4 separate regions of the Mus musculus genome follow, and regions 2, 3 and 4 are each linked to region 1. Evidence: chromatin loops called from intact Hi-C (ENCODE). Cell type or tissue: left cerebral cortex. All regions are shown on one strand. Region 1 overlaps Gm11266 (predicted gene 11266). Region 2 has its middle 5.4 kb from the start of n-THgtg10. Region 3 has its middle 80 kb from the start of Gm11412. Region 4 overlaps Nfib (nuclear factor I/B).

What was found. A loop is a pair of places that touch in the nucleus more often than their neighbours do. Peaks named below come from ENCODE experiments on the same cell type or tissue, not always from the same donor. Only the 100,000 strongest peaks of a DNase experiment are listed, where the experiment ranks them.
Region 2: a loop joins it to region 1, with 2.9 times the contacts of the local background. A loop is called at or near these places in 3 of 42 quality-filtered maps.
Region 3: a loop joins it to region 1, with 2.8 times the contacts of the local background. A loop is called at or near these places in 2 of 42 quality-filtered maps.
Region 4: a loop joins it to region 1, with 7 times the contacts of the local background. A loop is called at or near these places in 3 of 42 quality-filtered maps.

Annotation. Positions count from the first base shown.
Region 1 is chr4:82,540,281-82,545,280 of GRCm38, forward strand. The region is part of intron 1 of Gm11266 (predicted gene 11266); the gene reads left to right. Among named protein-coding and RNA genes, the nearest start is that of Gm11266, 35 kb to the left of the region's middle. In left cerebral cortex, a CTCF peak has its summit at 2,053 (motif pointing left); DNase peaks (open chromatin) are centred at 439, 1,416, 2,044 and 2,787; H3K27ac peaks cover 2,434 bases.
Region 2 is chr4:82,611,820-82,616,819 of GRCm38, forward strand. No RefSeq gene overlaps it. Among named protein-coding and RNA genes, the nearest start is that of n-THgtg10, 5.4 kb to the right of the region's middle. In left cerebral cortex, CTCF peaks have their summits at 2,556 (motif pointing left) and 2,761; a DNase peak (open chromatin) is centred at 2,498; H3K4me3 peaks cover 393 bases; H3K27ac peaks cover 247 bases.
Region 3 is chr4:81,821,466-81,826,465 of GRCm38, forward strand. No RefSeq gene overlaps it. Among named protein-coding and RNA genes, the nearest start is that of Gm11412, 80 kb to the left of the region's middle. In left cerebral cortex, no CTCF peak of the experiment used is centred here; DNase peaks (open chromatin) are centred at 2,076 and 4,215.
Region 4 is chr4:82,291,377-82,296,376 of GRCm38, forward strand. Nfib (nuclear factor I/B) reads right to left here. Exons shown (of 12, transcript NM_001113209.2): 12 at 1-5,000. Among named protein-coding and RNA genes, the nearest start is that of Nfib, 210 kb to the right of the region's middle. In left cerebral cortex, a CTCF peak has its summit at 3,069; a DNase peak (open chromatin) is centred at 2,894; H3K27ac peaks cover 74 bases.

The DNA.
Region 1 (5,000 bases):
TGGCCCCTCTCGGCACAGCCTGCAGGGCAGTTTCTCCTAGGAAGCATTCTATCTGCTAAGCCCAAGCTTGAGAGGCAATCCTCCTGCAAAGTGTGGCTAAATTGTAGACAGCATCTCAGGAAATTTTGGGTGAGGAACAGATCATCTTGGCTTCCGCACAGTTTTCTAAACCCAACTCTGTATTGTCATTTTGAAGAAACTGAGGCACGGGGGGGGGTGGGGGTGGGGGGGAGGGGTAGGGGGCAGATTTGACCCAAGGATGTGGGAGGAGCTGAGAGCAGGGCCTGGAGCAGCCTCAGAACATCTTGAGTTTGGAGTTCATTTGCTCAATTTGAAGGAGGTACAGAAGCTGACAATGAGCTACTGTTTAGTGGGTATCAACTGTGTGCCAGAGCACGTGCCATCTAGACATGTTACATAAGTCATCTTCCTAGCAGCTCTGACGAGTCTCATTAGCCCCAGCAAAATGTAAAAGATATAATAGGAAGACAGGCATAAATCAAATTTCTTCAAGTAATATAAAAACATAAACTGAAAGTGAAAGCCTTCAGCTTCACTCTTCCTCCCAAAATACCACCTATAGTTTTCATCTCAGTGGCCGAGTATATACCTGACAAATGCTATCATCTTTCTATGAGTCGAAGAGAAATGCTCTCAAGTAAACACAACATGGCTGCCTGTCTCCAGGCTCAGCCCTTCCCATTGCTCTCTGTGAACTAATAAGATGTATGTGAAATTTGTGAGTGAAACATTGTGATCAAAAAAGTTACAAGACGAGAGTTGATAGCAGCTTTTTGTTTTCTTTCTTTCTTTTTTTCTTTCTGTCCTGTTCAGGAGCCAAAATTGCTACATGTTTTCAGACACTGAGACCATATTAATTATCTGTAATAATTGTATACGTCCTAGGCCTTGTAATTGTATAAACTGTTCCTCTCCAAGCTTCATGACCAAGACCCTAAGGCTGCCTCCATCCTGTGGTAGCCAGGGCTGGGGAATGCCCATTAAGCTATGGCTTTCCTTGACTATCTCTTAGAGTTGTTGGGAGACTTCAATGAGAGATAAGAAAAGGGGCTGTGCAAATTTAAATCCTCTTTCTATAAATGTAATTGCTTTTTTTCTAAGATGTCTTTAGGATCCTCTATGCAGATGGAACAATGGAAAATTGTGTTTTTGTTTTTGTTTTAGGGGGAGCTGTCTCTCTCTTAGAACTGGCTATTCAGACCAGACTGGGCTCAGACTCACAGAGATCTGCTTGTCTCTGCCTCCTGAGTGCTGAGGTTAAAGGTTGAGCTGCCACATACAGCAAATTTGGGGACTTTGCAGAAGGCTGTGCTTTTGGTGGTTGGTGGTTACAGGAGATGCTCATTTATCTGTGGGAACAGGAGTGCAGGGTATCTCATATGGGAAGACGTTAGCATGTGTGGAGTAGATTTCTTCCTGCTGAAGTTGGTTAGGGCACAGAGAGATATAGGTACACTGTATTGAGTGGGTGACCGAGAGTAGCAGAGGTGTGTCCCCCACCCCCCAGATGCTTAGGCCTGTCCCTTTGGTAAGTATTTACTACCAAAAGCTAGTCACAGACTGTTGGGGACACATGCCTGTAAGAGGGTAACAGTTTCCCAGGAACAATTCTTTCATTTATTACGTTTCTTTTGTGAGTAGAAAGAATGAATATGTGCCTTTTCTCACGTGATGCTCATTTTGTCCTGATTTAAAAATTTTTTTTGCTTTGCATCTTTCTTTTGGATCATGATGAGAAGTGACAATAGGCCACTGGTAGGGTCTCCTAGGCTTAGCAGAGACACAGCCATGGGAAGGCCGCTAGTCCTTCCTGCTAAAGCCTGCAGCATGCACACAAGACTGTTTGGAGAATCTGGTGGCCTCTAGGAAGGAAGGAGATGAGATGAAGAAGCCTGGGGATTCAGCTGGTTCCAAGAAATGTGTAAGTAGAGGAAAATCGAGTTTCTTAAGACCAGCAAGGCTTCAGAGCCTGTCTCAAGGCTCTGAAGGACACCAGGACAAAGGATACTGCGCCCTCTGGTGTTAGATTCATATCGGATTCCAGAGAGCTGTGTGGAGACCAGCAGCCAGGAGCTTCCTAAACCAACCACAGAAAAGTTTCTTTTGTTTGCTAAGCACCTTGGAGTGGAATTTGACCTTCCTTTCTCAATTCTGCAGTCCAAGTAGAGACTGCTCTAGAGAGAGCTGTGTGCTGCATGCGGGCTACTGTATTTTATTTGGTTTTCTTTGCATAAAATTTAGGCTAGCAGGACAAAGCTTGTTTAAAAGCAAACCCTTTTGGTTGGTCTGCAAACAATAATTCTGCCTTGTGGGTGATGATCTGGTTTGAGGGGAACCATTTAAAATTTCAGAACCCCTTATTCCTTCTCTTAAAAGTAAAGAGTTTTGAATAAGATGTTCAAGGGCTCCCTTAAGCTCCAGGGTTGAATAACTGGTACACTGAGCCATCTTTTCTCGGAGCCCTGCAAATGGAATTTGTTAATTTCTTTGCAGGTGCAGGCACATTTTAGCATCCAAAGTTTCCTGATTCTGAGCAAAGATTTTCTAAAAGCGCAAAAAATATATCTCTTTTCAGCTCAGAAGCCCCTCACCCTCCAGTCTCAAGTGAAAACCCAGCTAGGAAGCTGGAGAGTGAGCGAGCACCACTCAGTCTCTGCTATTTCTTTTAAAAATAAAGTACTAAGTGTTGTGCTGGAAATTCTGCTCAGTGTCGCATGTGGTAGGTGTGAATACATGCTTTAATTGTTCTAGGCACTAGACCAAAAACTTCTCCAGAATTAGCAGGGTTTTCAGCTATAATCTGGCTAACATTTTTCTGCAAATAGGTATGAAGACCAGACTGAGTTGCCATCAACAATTACAGCTATTCCTCATCTAGTCAGGTGATCAGCCCCGGGGAAGAATTATGGCGCCACTGAGAGTTTTCCACTCCTCAAACCTGTATGTCTTGTCTCTGACGTGAGCAGTCGGTTATGCCTCCAGGCGGCCCCTTCCTTCTGCACTGCCTTTCAACTGTTATCTCTGTGCAATGGGCACAGTTTATTATTATTATCATCACTACTAGGGATCTCATGATTGCCCCGTAAAGAATACTTGAGCAGCAGCCTTAGTTCTGTAGCTATGAAGAGAAAGGGTGCAGTTGTTGTCCCGTATGAGATGGGGTCTGGAGGAGCCGGTCTCCCTCTGAGAGAGGTAAGCCAGGAAAAAGAATGTTACACAAAGCATGCAGATGAGATGCTTTGTGTAACTGACTCCTGCCTCACAAAGGGAAGACTCTGGGTGAGAAGGCTTTACCAGGTGGCTAATGGCAGTGACTTGGAGTACTGTGTCCCCCATTAAAGGAAACAACTGTGTTATGGGCTAAAATGCGTGCTTCCAAAATTCACCTTACCGTTCTAATCCCTTGTACCTCAGAGTGTGGTTGTATTTGGAGATAGGTTCATTTTTTTAAAAACTCCGTTCATTGATTACTTGTTTATTTGTTGTGTGTATGCACTTATGGAGGCCAGAGGACAACTTGTAGGAGTTGGCCTTCCACTTTTTGGGTTCCAGGGATCAAATTTAGACGATGATCAGTTTTGATGATCAGTTTTGGCAACAAGCACCTGCTGAGCCATGTCATCAGGCCCACGTGACAGGTTCTTTAGAGACATAATTGTGTCTCAGTGAGGTAAGCCTTAATCTAGGGTAACTGGCCTGGAACAGATGAAAGGTTGACAGAAATGTGTATAGAGCGAGACCATATAAAGATACAAGGACAAGGAACCAGATGCAAGGATCAGAGGCCCGATATAAACCAAGGAAAGATCCTCAACCCTGCTGATAACCTTGGTCTCAGATGTGAGACTCCAACTGTGAGGTGATTGCCTTTGTTTAAACTGCTAGATTTTGTGGCATTTGATTGTGGCAGTTCCATCAAACTAAAGCAAGTTGGTATGTGGCAGGAGCCAATTATGTGCATCCATTTGGAGATACAGATCCCATGTCAACAGATTTTCCAGTGTGAGAGTCTTTTATTTTTAAATTTTGGCACGAGAGCTGGCTTTATGGGTGTGCAACATAAGCAGTCACACAAGATCCATGACTTAGAAGCGGTCCATGTTTGTCTTGATGTGCTGCTCTCTCCAGCTTCAAATTCTTAATTTCCAACAGGGATCTTGTCTTTTCATATGTGACTAGGCCTCTGGACATCATGGAACTAGTCTAGTGACAAATGATATGAAATGCAAGTGATGTGTATATTAAGATTATGGGAGCCCAAATAAAACATGGCTGGGGGCTACAGTGACCTTGGGATATTGCATTGAATTTTTTGTTCTAACTGCATTAAGATTTTCCATCCCTAATAATCACTGGGAAAGAATTTATAGAACCCAGAATTTTGCCAGGGATGGAAGGAAAACCACAGATATGATTCTTTTAGATGAACTAATGTGGCCCAGGCTGTTGTTGTTATTGTTTGGGTTTTGGGTTTTTTGTTTGTTTATTTGTTTGTTTTAGAGTTCAGCTCTAAGAACCTTACAAGTATCATTTTATCGTTTCTTTTTTTTAAAATTGGATTAATTTTTAATCTCTGTGTGTAGGGTATGCATATCCATGTTTGTGTGTAGACACATGTATATGTACAGGCCAGAGGTCAGGCGTCTTCCTCAATCTCTCTTCACCTTATTTTTGAGACAGTGGCTCATACTAAATAGAGAGCTCATGCATGGTCTACAGTGGCTGCCCAGGGGATTCTGGGGATCCTCCCGTCTCTCCCCTTACTCCCAGCACCAAGATTAAAGACACATCAGCACAGGAGACCTTTATGTAGGTACTGGGAATCCAGATTAGGTCCCCAGGCATTCATGGCAGTACTTTGTCAACTGAACTCTTCCCTCAGACCCTCAGTGAGACTTTGGGGGTGAGTGGAACACTTTGGCTTAAAAGCGGTATGTTTGTGTGTCAAGCTGATAAAGGGTTAAGTGTTATGTTTAGCT
Region 2 (5,000 bases), 72 kb after region 1:
GGTAAATGCTTCAAAGATGAAGTTGATTGACTAGACAGGAGTGGTCCAGTCTTTGAGCAGTTCCAACTCCTCCTGAACTGTGACTTGGGGAAAGTGTAAACTTGGCTTAAAGGGAAAACAGCTTCCTGTTCATAGCTTGAGAGTGTTTGCAATCTTGCCACAGATTCTCCTCTCAATTCATCCTGCGGGCTTGTCCCTTCTAACAGTAGAGTCTCTCTATAGGCCATGGGTCCTGCATTCTCCCAAGGCCTTTCCTACACCTACAATAGTTTGTTGGATTATAGCAATCTATTTGCATGCCTAATTTCTCCTATGGACATTAAGCTCACTGAAAGCCCTGTCTTTATTATTATATTATAATGATGCTGTCTACAGTGTGTACGGAGTGTATGGATCAAACCAAATACATTTTTACTTAAAAGCAGGAAAAAAAGGGGGAGCCAGGCATGGTGGCACAGGCCTTTAAACCCAGCACATGAGAGGTGGAGCTCTATGAGTCAAGGCCAGCCTGGTCTGCAAAGCAGGTTCCAGGGCAGCCAGGGCAACACAGAAACCCTTTCTCAGAGAAAAGAAGGGAAGTTGCTATTCGGTATGTGCCTCTGCCATTTCACAGGCACTCAAAGGCACCCGCAGACATGAAGATGCTCCTGAAGATGCAAGTTCCCCACGCTGCACACGGATGCCGAGATTCCTTCAGGTCGCCCCGCATCAGAGCCAAGCTGAGACTGCAAGAGGGGACCAAGTCTCTTTCCTTTTTGCCTTTCACACAAGAGCCAGAGCATGTGGTATGCAGCAGTTATCTCTGTGAAGACTACTTTTCAGTCTTTTGGGCTCTTGGTCATAAAAGGAAGATTGCTCTAGGTTTCCAAATGGGGTTAAATGGTTGTTCATATGTTTATCATTTTTGTGACTTGCTTGTTTTTTTTTTATACTCTTTTACTGAATTTGTCAGATGAATTTTGTCTCTTCCGTTAAGGCAAAGATATTACCCATTTTGTTTAGTCTTCTAGCCTCTTGAGCTGCCATTGTGCCTAGCATATTGTAATGGTGATAATTATAATAATTATAAGCCATTGAGAAGGCCAACAACTATAGGTACTTGCTGAGCAAGCCTAACAATGTGGTTTGACCTCCGGAACCCACATAAAGGTGGAAAGAGAGGACTGACTCCACAAAGTGCTCTGACTTCCATAGCCACACCACGGTGCAAGTACCCAGGCAGACACACCAGTGACACACACAAGAATTTAAAAACTTAAAAACCAAGTTGTAGTACCGAGGATCGTAGTGAGCATAGTGAGTGTTTGCATTCACTCTGCCCTCTGTACGGTTGCTTTACTTGCTCAGGTTGTCTACACATCCCTTCCGTAGGGTATATTTGCCAGTCATATCATGTATGTAGACAAAGAGAGGTGAGACGAGACCAAGGTATTTGTCTATGATGGGCACCCATCAAGTAACTTGTTGTTTAAATAGAGCATCTGCCCTAGGGCTCGAATGTTTGACAACTAGACTGACCATGGCCCTTACTCTAGATAGCATGGTAACCTTCTGTCACGGTCACTCTGGGAACTGGATTCATTCTTGGAAGCAGATGCCAAAGACTAGAGGAGACTATGACTCTAGTGCACTGAGGGGACTCTAAGTACAGCAAGTAAGGCAGAAATGTGTGAACTATGTGTGTGTGTGTGTGTGTGTGTGTGTGTGTGTGAGAGAGAGAGAGAGAGAGAGAGAGAGAGAGAGAGAGAAGGCTGTGTACCTGGATGGAAAAATCTGAGAGAGCATGGGCCACAGGTAGCAGCTATAAAAGCACAGGATTCTGAAGAGGCAGAAACATCATTGTCTCAAGGAAATTTGGGGGTAAAGTTCCTAGTGAGGTACACTAAAATACCCCAAGACCTCATCTAAAACCCTTCTAGTATAGAGCTACAGTATCCTTCAGTTCAGTCTTGTCTCTGTGTAAGAGTGGGCTATGTAAAGATCCAGACTTGCCTCAGGTTTGGCAGGCAGTTAGTGAGGCTGTGGTTGTTACTGCCTCTGTCGGCCTTTGGAATTCTTGGGAAAAGCAGAAAGCACAAATGACCAGGCCCCAGCTTGAAGGCAGCTGCAGCCATGAGTTCCGGTCAAAATCCCTCCTGTTTTGGATTTGGTGATCCGTGTGTTCACAAAATGACAAAGAAGAAAAGAGGAAGCAAGGGATGCAGTGACGACGTAGAAATGGGAACAGGAGAAAGTGAGAGAGGCTCCCAGCTGTCTGATTTGTGTGGTGTGATCCCTGCCATGGCTCCGGCTCGGCAGGATTTATGTGGCTTCATTAATCACACTTTCTTTTGAAATGGAATTTTCTGCCTTGGAGCCTTTGAACATTGACATCCAAACACAATATATTCCTTTAAAATCACCTCTGGATAAAGACAACCTGTGGAGGTAATTTCCCCAGCTCCTAGGTGGGGTCTGTTTGATTCTCAGATCTTGATGTAATGTGTGAAATTGGCCCCTCCCTGCCCAGAACAGAAAGGAGTTCCTTGTCTCTGACCAACAACAAGCAGTGCCATCTAGTGGCAATTTGTTTTTATTTTGGTTAATAAGAAAGGGGCCTCCCAGGCCAGCTAGTGTTCTCAGAATTTGGGGAAAAAAACAAAACAAACAAACAGACAAACAAAAAAACCGCTCTTGTCATGCAGTTAAATGACAGAGACAAGAGTGTCGTAGAACTGCCGCCAATCAAAGTGGCCGAGTCCAGGGTAGGCCTTTTGTTGAGGGGTTGTCAGCTTTTGAGGTCTGGGAAGTCGACACAAACCACACAGAACAAAGAGTTCCCTGGGAGGGGGAGGAAGGCAAGAGAGAACACCCTTGCCAACTACACAGCACCATGTCTAACTCTAAAACTGTCCCCAGTTTGCTGATGAGCAAAACCAGAAAGAGGTCACGCTGGAAGCCAAGCCGTGGAAGTGACAGAGGTGGGGCTAACCCCAGGTCTCTTTACAGTTTCTTTCAGAGTCTGCTTTTGTTAGAATTTCCCTTCCTGAAGACCAACCTGCCCAAGTCTCCCACTGACTGTCAGCCACTGAGTTACCAGTACCAGTTAGCAGAGGTAGGGTAGGGGTTCTGTTAGGATTTTTTAGACTGTGGTTCTTGTGGCTGAGGTGCTAAGGGAGAAATGGCCCACGCTTTATGTCTCCCTGCCCTTATCCTTGAGACTGAAGCCCAACAGTTGGGTATTTGCTAGCTCTTTGCAAAGCCAACTGCCTCTCTTGCTGCAGCTCAGCACCGGGCCTCAGGGCATCCTCAGGGCACCTGTGCAACAAGCTTTTTGCCTCAGCACTGCTTCTTAAAAGTGAGCTCTAGCTTGTCAGATCCTGTTTTAGCAAATCATTTCCTATGAATTGGTGAGCTTTAATCGTGGAAAAATAAGTTTAAAATATAGTCTTCATAACTGGAGAATGATTGTAAAACAAGAATATATATATATATATATATATATATATATATATAGTTTACTTGGGGTTGTTCAATGTGTGACTTGGTTAGAAAAGTAAATGTAGATTTTTGTTTCTGAAAACTGACTGAAAAAGAAACAAAAATTGTCTATGACTATAAAGTCTCTTCAATAAGACACGTTGACCATGGGACCCAATGGGCTAGCTCTGCTCCGTTGTACTGCAGAAAGCGAGAGAGAAAGAACATTTGGTTACAGCTGGTAGTAATGAAGTGTGTGTAGCTCTGGATCTTTAATCAGTCACTCAACTACAGTTATGTAGGTAGCTGTATTATGTTGTTTGAACAACCTCTAATAGACCACACAGGCAGACCAAATATGAGGGACATGACGTTTTAGGTTACAGAGCAGATTAATATATATTTGGCCACAACTACTGGCCAAAGGCACAGAAAATAAGACACTGCAGAATATTCAGCCCTCAAGTTAATATATATACCATAGTCCCCTTTCCTAAGGCTCAGGGGTCATTGAGGAAGAGAGGCCGGAAAGAGTGTAAGAGCCAGAGGCACGGACGCTACAGGGAAACATTGGGGCAGCTGCACATTGGACTCACCAAGGTTGTGACGTCACACACAAGACCTCTGCCAGTCCACGTGGGCCTGAAATCCCACCCCTAGCCAAGAAGCTATTGGCACTCAGGTTTCTCCAAGAATATAACCCCTGGTAAGACAACCACACTGCTCCAGCAGAAGATCACACATCCAAGAATAACTTGATGTTAAAAAAATAAAAGCCAAAAGGCACATAGTTGGGTGAATGGAGAAACAGGGCAGATCTCAGAAGAATTGAGGGTAGTAAAGTATGATTGAAGAACTAATAAAACATTTTTTTTAAGTCAGATTCACTGAAATCAAACAAAATAATCTCTTGCCACTGTAGTTGAGCCTCTTGAATATAGTAAAGAATACCATTCATTCATTAATTAAAACTACAGTAAAAGAATGTGATTAATTAATTAAAACTATAGCCTTCGATGCTGCTGTTGCATGGTCCTGGATTCAAGTCTCAAGCATTTCATCAATGTTAAAAATTCATTTTCCCTGAAATGACCTGTAGGTGACCTTTTAGAGAGGTGATTTTTGAAGCATATATCACAATTACCTGTTTGTTCACTAGCAAATAATGACTTTGTTTATAAAATATGGACTGTCCCTGAATGATGAAATATAGACTATATAAACATGAAGATAATAATTGGGTCTGTTTTGGTATTTATAAAATGCTTCCATAAAAATTAAAATAGGGAATGTCTCCATGTTAATGTAATTAAAAACAAGAATTCATTTCCTCTTTTAACTTGGGCCTTAATTTATTCTGAAAACGAATTTGACATAAAATTGTTTTTAAGAGTGAAAACTTGACACGTTTTTACAACAGCAAGAAGGAACTCTAGCGTCAACAAGCCGTTGATGAAAGTAACCATTGATTTTCATGGTGTTCAGTCATGGAAACCACATGAAGAGGCGAAAGCTGGGACTGCAAACGTGGGTACGGATGC
Region 3 (5,000 bases), 720 kb before region 1:
TATATAGCACTGACCTGATTGTTAATTAGTGCAGCCATTCTGAAAAATAAAACTGGAAATTCTCAAAAAAGTTGCCAATGACACACCCATCTAATCCAACTATTTCACTTTTGTGTGTGCAGCCAAAAGAACTGAATCAGTACATGAAAAACTATCTTTGCTTCCATAGCAATCTCTTTCTCAATAACCACGATGAGGAGCCAACCGGTTTATCAGCAGAGAAGTGGCTAATAAGGAATGGAGCAACGCTATTCAGATAAAGAAGAAAGAAAGCCTGCCATGGCTATAACAAGAGGTCATTATGGGAAGAGAAAAGAGTCAGACCCTGAAAGACAAATGCTGTCGAATCTCACTTAAACAACACCCTAAGAGAACAGAATTTTAGAAGTAGAATAGGGCAAGTGAGTGAGTGAGAGGGAAATGAGCAGATGTAGTTTATGGGTACAGAGCTTCAAACCATATGAATATAGTTTGGAAACTGACCACATAGCATGGTGAACATAATTAATATAGTGTATTGAACATTTCAGAAATATGAAGGGATCTTAAATGTTATCGCATACACAAGAAGAAAACTGATTAATTTTAGATCACAACACACATCTAGCAACACATCACATTATGCATCAGAAACACAAACAATTTTTATTTGTCCATTATACCCTCATAATGTTGGGGAGAACAGTAAATGAAAAAAAGATGGAGAAAAGTCAGGAAGTCAGGCAAGGCATGCCAATAATACAGGGCATCAAATTGATTATGTTTCTCTTTAGGAACCTAGTCTCAAAACTAATTGCTTCTTTATGTAGGATTCTTAGTCCTGACCTCAAACTGAGTAAATAATGACAAGTCTCGTTCTTTAATAAGCATGATAGGATTAATATAATCAATTTTCACACCATATCCTAAAGCTACAGGGCATTGAACTTGAAATCTGGAAAACCCATGTTCAAGGTCTCCTGTTGTAAGTTCTGTTCATTCTGGCAACACGTTTCTCTAACTCTTAATTGTATCATATGAATACTGGAGGCAACAGTGAGAAAGATGTAAAAGTGTCTGTTTTCATTGGTTTCTTAAGGTTCTGTGATTTTGAATCAGGGTCTTATCATGTAGTTGTGTCTAGTCTGGAACTCACTGCATAGCCCAGGTTAGCCTTGAACTTGTGGTCCTCTTGCTGTTACTTCCTAAGGGCTGGCAGGACAAGCATGTGGGACCCTATGTCACACTAGACTATGGTATTCATTAAAGCCTCTCCTAATAGTAAAATTGCAATTTAAGCCAAAAGAAACAGAATATAACTCTGTCTGTCATGGTTGCAGGATAGTCTCTACCTAGTTTCTGTACTCGAAAGAATATTCTTGTCCAAGATGCTGAGATTTTGCCTTTTATTTTACACCAAACATGGACAGAGGTAATTCAAAGCATGACAACTCAAATTGCCAAATGAAGTACAGTTCGATGCTGACTTTGCAGTGTTAGTGATTAGGTTCCATTTGCTCTTTCTTTGCCAAGTTCTGCAGCGTTCATGCTCCCAAGGGTTTTCATGCAAAACCCTAAAAGTCTTAATAAGAAAGTTCAGGTGCAAAAGAAATTTCTAGCTTCCTGGAGATGCCACGGTGTGCGGAGATAGCACTGTGAACCTGTCTTTTGAACAACACCTAAAACAATATGCCCAGGCTAAGTAAGTGTTGCTTCCAGAGAAAGGCAGGCATTGGTTGAGCTGTGTTGCAAGCCTGCACTCTTCCATCCATCCTAAACTCTGGTCCTCAGCTTCTTTCTCCAGGTTGGCTAGCAATACGTCTGTTCTTAATTTGTGGTCAGCTGCATGGGTGAGTTCAGCATAGCTAATTTTGGAACGAATTAGTTGAGGTAGAACCTTTGACAGGAGCCGAGTATCAAAACCTGAATTCCTAGGTCAGTTATCTGGAGTTTGCTATAATGGGGTTTTTCTGAATCAAGATGTCACCATGTTGGAGTCCTAGGATCTGCATCAGATGAGCAAATGCTGAAACAAGGCTGTAACACCCACACGGTTGTACCAGCAGTAGGTGTACACAAAGCCATGATGTTCAGGACTGCATGAATGCTGAAGAATGATTAAAACTGAACTTCAAGGAATTCGGGTTTTAAACTGTTAATGTGCAATAACAACCTCGTGGGTTGGAATGAAGTGTTTGAGTTGATTTCCACTAGAAAGTTTTGGCTTATTAGGGTTTCCAAGGGAGACAGAGGTTTTTAGCTTCCTGTTTGGATACTGGGAAGCTTGTCTGGATTTCCTCTGGTTGATCTACTGCAGATACTGTAAGTGTTCCAGACACAGTTCTGAGGTACAGGGATAGCAAACAGCAGGCCCAGGGAGCTCTGCTTCTCCACAGCATGGAATTAATTAGGCTGCACACTGAGTGCCCCAAAAGTTTATTCCAGGGTGATTCAACTGAGGAGGAAAACGTATCCACCTTTCCTATAAAAGGCCATGTTATTTCTTAAATTGAGATGGAGGAAGATGTACTCTTATTTATAAGCCGCCGAGGAAAAGATTTCTAATTTGAAGTATAGATCTTATTTAATTTAAGAAGTTTATAAATAATGTTAGTTTCTGTGTCACAATATGCTCTCCTTTGGAATGTGAGTCAGTGGTAGGGTGCCTGCCTAGCGTGTGTGAACATGGAATAGAATTTCAAAGAGACAGGGTCCAAGACTGGGGTTAGATATAGAACACAGGCCAGTCAGGTGACGATGTAATCTCTGCAAGTTTTCGTTTCTCCTTTCTAGCTTCAGTAGCAGTAGGAGTGCACTGCTGACTGTTTTCTTGGCCAATCAGCCAGAGGTGTGGTGCTGACTATTATGTAGTACCAGCCAATCTGCTGGCTTTCCGTGATTATATTCACAGCTCTGAAGAAATGATTGCACTGGCTACTTTTTAAGTCATATAAAGATCAAATAATATAATATACAAAAAGGCCTTCTTGGAAAAATCTGAAACTCTGTCTCTACCGCCATGATGATTAGAAAATAATATAGCTTGAGTTTCAATGAAGTATAATGATAGAAACATTTATCACTACTTTAGATTTATATTAGTGATTCGCATCACAGAAACATTTGCTTCAAAATGCTACTGCATGACTCTAAAAATATCCTTTCATATACCTTTTCATATTAATTTGCTTGAGCAGAACACATTTATATTAAATGATTATGGCATCCCTGTTATTATTCTTTCTTGTTAGCTCAAGTAACAGGTTTATCACAGAACTAAAAATGTATTTATGCTTTTAATTATATATTGTTTGTGTTTATCTGTGTGTTTATGAGTGACACGCCAGTGGATGCCCACAGAGGCTAGAAGATATCATGGACCAGAAGTTACACTGACTGTGAGTTTGTTCATCACCAAACTGGTACAAGAGTAGCAAGTGCTCTTATCTGCTGAGCCACCTCTATATCCCTAGAACTAAAGAAAATTTTGTAAGAAAGATTTAGTTAAGTAGCTTAAATAATATCTATAGGCAGAGAGTCTTTGTTTATGCTGCTGTGTATGATGAGATAAAATCCAATGTTAAAGAGAAGATATTCTGTAGGGAACACGCTGAAATGTGGTATTCCTTGTATTTATGTTAAAATTAGATTTAAAGACAGCTCTTCCCATCCTTCAGTGGGAGACATGCTAAATCCCATCCCTCCCCAATCAGTTCTTGGCCAAATACGCATGCACGCACACACACACACACACACACACACACACACACACACACACTCACACACACACACACACACACACACATGCATCTGTATCTGTATCTGTGTGTGTGTGTGTGTGTGTGTGTGTGTGGGTTCTTTCCTTTTATCATACCATATGCTTTAGCAAATAAAAATGGAAAGACAAAAATAAACATTTAATTTTACAAGTTATATGAAATGTATACAGAAGGATACAATTTGTAATTGTATCTTTTAGTTAGTTGAATTAGGAATTTGAGACTCTTCTAATGTGGATCTTCCAATTTGATACCCTTGGAGTCTGAAGTGAGCACTACCTAGCTCTAAAAACAGAGAGAGACATTTTCTTATTTTGGTTGTTGAATAGCCTCTTCATATGTCTTGTCTGTAAAACAAAGCATACATATTGTAGAAAGGACAAATTCTGCATAGTGTGAAAAGAAACCATCTAGCGCACATAGGCACATATTTTTACATATTTATTTCTAAATGTACAAACAGGATCTGCTCTACAAAATGCTCCAGGATAGTATTTGTTTCAAATTTATGTAATCAGCCATGTTGCAAGATGGTATTTAAAGCAAACTTAAAGACGTGTTGTCCTTGTTCTGTTCTGACAACCTCTCTCCCTGTGGACCAATAAATGGGAAAGACAAAAAAATATCTAATGTCAAACAATAGAATATGAAATACTTTGAATCTTACAGCGCAACCATGACTTAGATACCAGTTCTAGCCGGACAGAACATTTGTGTGAAGAAAGCTCACTTAAGAATTGGGGATCTGGCTATTTGCTAGATCTTTGTAAGTAAATTTCCATGTTAAGTTAAAAGGCAATAACTCCAGCTCAGTTCATTAAAATAGTTTGTGATGGGGGCTCTCAAAGAATGTCCTCCCCCTCCCTCCCCCTCTCCCTCTCACTCCCCCTCCCCTCCCTTTCTTTCCCTCTCTCCCTTCCCTCTCTTAGTGGCAGGCCTGGTCTGGTATTTGTAGTGTTAATGACAGGCATCACCCTTCAACACATGGTTATCTGAGTCCTGATTCAATGCATTCAAAGCAGGATGTGTGTTTCTGAAAGACCTGGTTTTGCCAAGAGTGGCTGGCAAAGAATAGCAGTTGACTGCAATCAAACCCTAGGATCTTTTAATAGTGAAACTCAACTTTAGCAAAGGAAGGGAAAAAGAAGAATGTAAATACCTTAGACAACTAGATCCATACTGGACTCCAGCCTACTGGTTCATGGTGCGGGGTTCCAGTGATGCTTACTCGAGACATTAACT
Region 4 (5,000 bases), 250 kb before region 1:
GCCACTGAAGCGCTTTCACAATCTCAACATACATTTGAATTGCAACACACAGATATTTCTAAAGAGTATTAACTACTGAACCCTTTTATCATTAAAAAAAAAAAACAAAACTACTTACAACCATTGAAGAAAAATTGCAACAAAAAAAAATGTAAAAATTGACCGTCTCCAACTTGTCCCCTTTACTATTAACAATGTGACCAACAGATCTGTGGCACGACACAGTACAAAGAGTTGTCATGGCAATGAGTTTGGCTGATGCAAAGGTCATTGTGCAGGGTCAAAGGGCAAAATCAGTGGTCCATGTTATTCCCCCCAGTGCAGGGATCCACTCCACCCACACAATTTCCAGGAATTAGAAAAGACAGGGCAACTACTAGAAAGTGCAAAACATGAAGAAGGCAGTTTTCAGCTCCTTCAGCATGGAGTAGAACATTCAATTTTGAGTTTTTACTATTGAACTTGAATAGCCTGCACATATGTTTTGTTTTTTAAATATAGAAACCCCAATTTTTAAAGTCCAGGAAGCATGCAGCTGGTTAATGTGAACAAAAGACCTTGACAGGAACATGTAAGCGATATTGAATGCCATGCTTGGGGCCTATCTGCCAGCAAGACTGTAGCGTTGTTTCATGGAGAAGGAATACTGTTCACTGATAGGGGGTAACTTTCTGCAGCCTTCATCGTTTCACACGGTACATAGAATCTGCGTCTAGGTAGAGAACATGCCCTGCTTCGCTGCTCAAGGTGTTCCCGTGCAGTCTCTGCCCTTGAGTCCTTTTGAAGCTACAAGTCACAAATCCGGATTCTGCTCCCTGAGGACACGTTATGTGAGACATCGCACTATTATTTTTTCTGCCTATCCTGAATGCTCTGTGAAACTTATCCTTAAATACCATCATGGAATAATCACAAAATAAAAAGGAAAAAAAAGGAGAAAACCTTTGCTAAAAGGCCTTATATACTAACAAAAGGACAGCGGTGCTTCCAACATTCTGAAATGCTCTGAAAACCAACTCTTCCAATACTAAATACAACAAAATAACCTTCATAAAATATAACTTTTCTCCATTTACACTTTTTTTTAAGGATTAGCGTCCTATGCTTTTCAAGCACAAGAACCTGTGAAATATCTCCTAACATGGACAGATTTTTTTTTTTTAATACATAACTTAAGAGCCTGGAGAGTTTTAACTCGAGTCCAGTCTCTAAACAAGGAATATTCTTGTTTACTTTAAAAATGGAAACAACATATAGTTCCATTATAATTGTTAAAAAGTTAGCTTTACAAACATGGGAATTTTAATTTAAAAAAAAATTCTTAACAAAACTATACAGTGTACAAATTACTGTCTACAAGGTAGGCGGTTCATTAAGAAGGCCAAGCTCTTCTCTCTCCTCGCAGCTTCACAGACTCATTCACATACTTTATAATGGAGCTGCCCACCCGAAAATTACCCGATAACTATATTGCTATACTTAAGGTTTTGCCATGTCTTTATGTACAGTCTCCTTCACTGCCTCTCAGGTTTTTTTTCCCCCCTTAGGCAAGTCTCGACTGCTCACGTCACTTCGGGAAACACACACTTTAGAGGCACTGTGAGTGGTGGGCTGCAAAGCAATACAACAAAGGTTGGACAGTGCCATGAGCTGGTGGTGGGAGACACCACCTCCTAACAGATGCCCTTGGGTGACCTTCACCATCCTGAAGCTCTGCAGTCTGGGTAAGGAAGGGGCGTGCAAGACCTGCAAAAGTGGGGCCCTTCGTCAGAATATACTTCCTGGTTTTAAAAAAAAATAGAAGGCTAAACGTGGATTCGAGATTTTCTATAGTAGTGCTTTTTTAATAAGTTTATCTCAAAGAAAAGAAGAAACATTGAACTAGGTTAAAAAAAAAAAAAAAAAAGGAACAGTTGCCCTAGGCCTCTGTACCCAAGAGGCAGGCAGGGATGCCCACAGTGTGCCATGTACTTTAGCAACAATTGTTCATTCACGGGTGACAAGGAGAGGGGACTGCCTGGAAAGAATACTGTGTCCTGTAGGGTTGCACTCTTCAGCAAATAGGTCAGAAAGACACTATGAGCTTGGCTGAGAGGATGTGTTATCTGCAAAGCAAGTAACAGACAAGGCTGGCCTTTCTTAGAACCTGCATCCTAGAATCCCACTGTGCTAACCAGCATGTGGTCATGAATGGACTAGTCAGATTTAATTCCCGGGCTTCTGAGCATCGTTCTCATGAACTCACTATTAAATGATCTGCTATGCATACACTTGACAGTTTATTTACTAGGGCAGGGCCTGGGGTGGGGCTGGGGGTGGGGTCAAGAGAGCTTCTTTACAGCCGACTGCGTATGTCACTAATTCCTAAAGATCTCCTTGGAGCAATGGATACACTCAATAGGACCAGGTGGGGGATGGGGAAAAGACAAAATAAAATTGGTCTCTATTCACCTGTAGTCCTCAGGGGAAATTAACTCAAATATATACTTGAAGTACCACCCGTTCAAATCAACCCCCACCATCATTATCAAACACACTTAATTCATCCACAGAAAAATTGGTTGCTTAAAATTCTATATTTCCCTCTGCTCCACTTTCCAGTTTACAAGGGCAGGTAAAATAAGAGGATTGATTTATTCTTGTTCCTTAAAAACTGAACTTTGATTTTACTCTATCAGTCCAAATACATCCAAGAAGAGCAACCCTCTCTCTAGTCAACCTTCTGGATGTCAAAGAAGAAGATCCTAGGTGCAACACCATTCATTTTGAAGTAGTAAGTCACAGGAGCAGCCTATCCTGTCATTAACAAAATGACAGAGGGCGGGGAGGGACTAGGGGAGCTCTCCCTCCAGATGGGGGAATGTGTTTGGTAGAAGAAAGCTTATTCCTGTGTTAAACTCAAAAGTGTGAAACAGCCAACATCTGCTATGTGGGCACTTCAAGAAATGTCTTTGCCAAATATGAGACAGGCTCACTTTCCACTGTGGTTTCAGGAACTTTCAGGAAAAAAAAAAAAAAAGAAACAAAAAACTATCAATAACAACTAAAATAAGACAGGGCAGTTCCTCTAAGTTGGCCTCTAGGAGGCTTTTGCTGTGCTTGCTTTTTCTTCCTGGTTTCTTAGCTTGGAAACCAGAAAGGAGTTCAGCTTGCACTCCAGGTGGGAAAGTACGGGGAGGGGTGGAGGGAGGGAAACCTGTTTAAGTTGAAGTTTGTCACAGTAGGCAGAACAGTTGCTTTGCAGCCCAGGCCCATCTCAGGGTGCAGTGCTTCACTGCTACACTGTAAAGGGTTAAAAATCCTCCCACCCACCCCTGAATATATATATATTTATATATGTATATTAAAAAAAATCCCCTGTCCATCTCTCAGTACACAAAAGGACCTCATCACACTGCAAAAATAGCAGTACCCACTTTGGTCAATTAAAACAAACAAACAAATAAACAAACAAACAAAAAAAGCATACATTATTTCTTTTTTAAATCTGTGTACTTACCTATAATAACCAATACAGCTAAAAGCACTACCTACATAGGCAAAACTTGGTATTGCATAATTCGTATAAATTTGAAACCCCTCCCCCCCAAATATTAATTGGAAGATGAAAAACATGAAAGGTTAATAGAAAAAACACCAAAAATACTGAAAATATTGCTGGTCGATTACAATTTTTAAGCGGCAACTATACACAGCCATGATATGCTTTATAAATGTGAGATAAAGGTGTAACTGTCTAAAAAATCCATGATGTCACACATTTTTCTTCGTCTGGAGTACAAAATATTTTGTCATAAAAATGGTAAAGATTTAAAACGATAATAAATGCAGCAAAACAAGTGTAGTGATGTCACTTTTGTGGTTTTTTTTTGTCTTTTGTTTTTTTTTTTTAGATTTCAAGGCAAGGCACGTAATGTGGACATTATATCTTCGTGCAAATTAGGATTACTGGAAAGAGTACTTTTAATTAAAATTTTAAGAGACACAGAGGCAGCATGTGTCTGCCCATGCACACTATAGATCTGTCAATACGAGAAATGTGTTGAACAAGGCTAATGTCCGAAAGCACCATGCATGTTCCCAGCACCCTGATGGCACTTCTCTGAAGAGCGAGCGGGTTTTCCTAGCCTACCTGGCATTCCCAGCCTGTACACGGGGAGCTTTACCCTTGTGACATGGATTTCCCTGCCTCTTTGTCTCTACGATGCAGATTGTATAGAACCGTTTGTACACCCTATGGGTTCTTGATGCAACCAGTAATTTTAAATAAATAATCTGACCTCTGAGGAGGCTGCAGCTAAGCCAACCTAAGTGCTGTGTTTTCAATATTTTTTTTATTTTTTATTTTTTTTCTGTTCAAGCACATGATTTGTCTTGATTTAATGCCTTATTTTAAATGCCCTCAAAAACTGAGGGGAAAATAAATTCGCTCAAAATTATTTTAAATTCTTTTTAATCCCCTCAATTTAGAGTCCAAGGGCTGAAGGACTTATAATCATGATTCCCCTTTAGATATAAATTTATAAATTGCACTTGCCTCTGTTAAGTGTTTCTTTTGTGGGGAAAACATTATATTACTTTTTACTGTTGCATGCAGAGGTAACCCTTTACCCACATAGAGGCATTTCTTCCATAGAGCCTTTGAGTTCAAACTGTTTTTTTTTTCCCTATTTTTCTTTTTTCTCTTTTTTTTTTTTTTTCCTTTTTAAGATTTCAAACTGGGTTACACACTGGAAAAGGCTGGGTTAAGGGCCAAAATTTAATAAATCTGTACGGATAACTAAAGGCTACAGAGATTCTTTTATATATATATATATATATATATATAATTTTAACTTTTAGAAATCAGAGTGCTTATAAAATGGCTGGCTCATGGCTCTGTCCCCAGCACCTCTGACGCCGCCTCCTAGCCTTCGTTGTTGAGATAACCAGGAATAGTGACTCCATGCGTAAACAACAAGAATACTAACCAAGAAAACTAGCTTATCATGCAAATATTA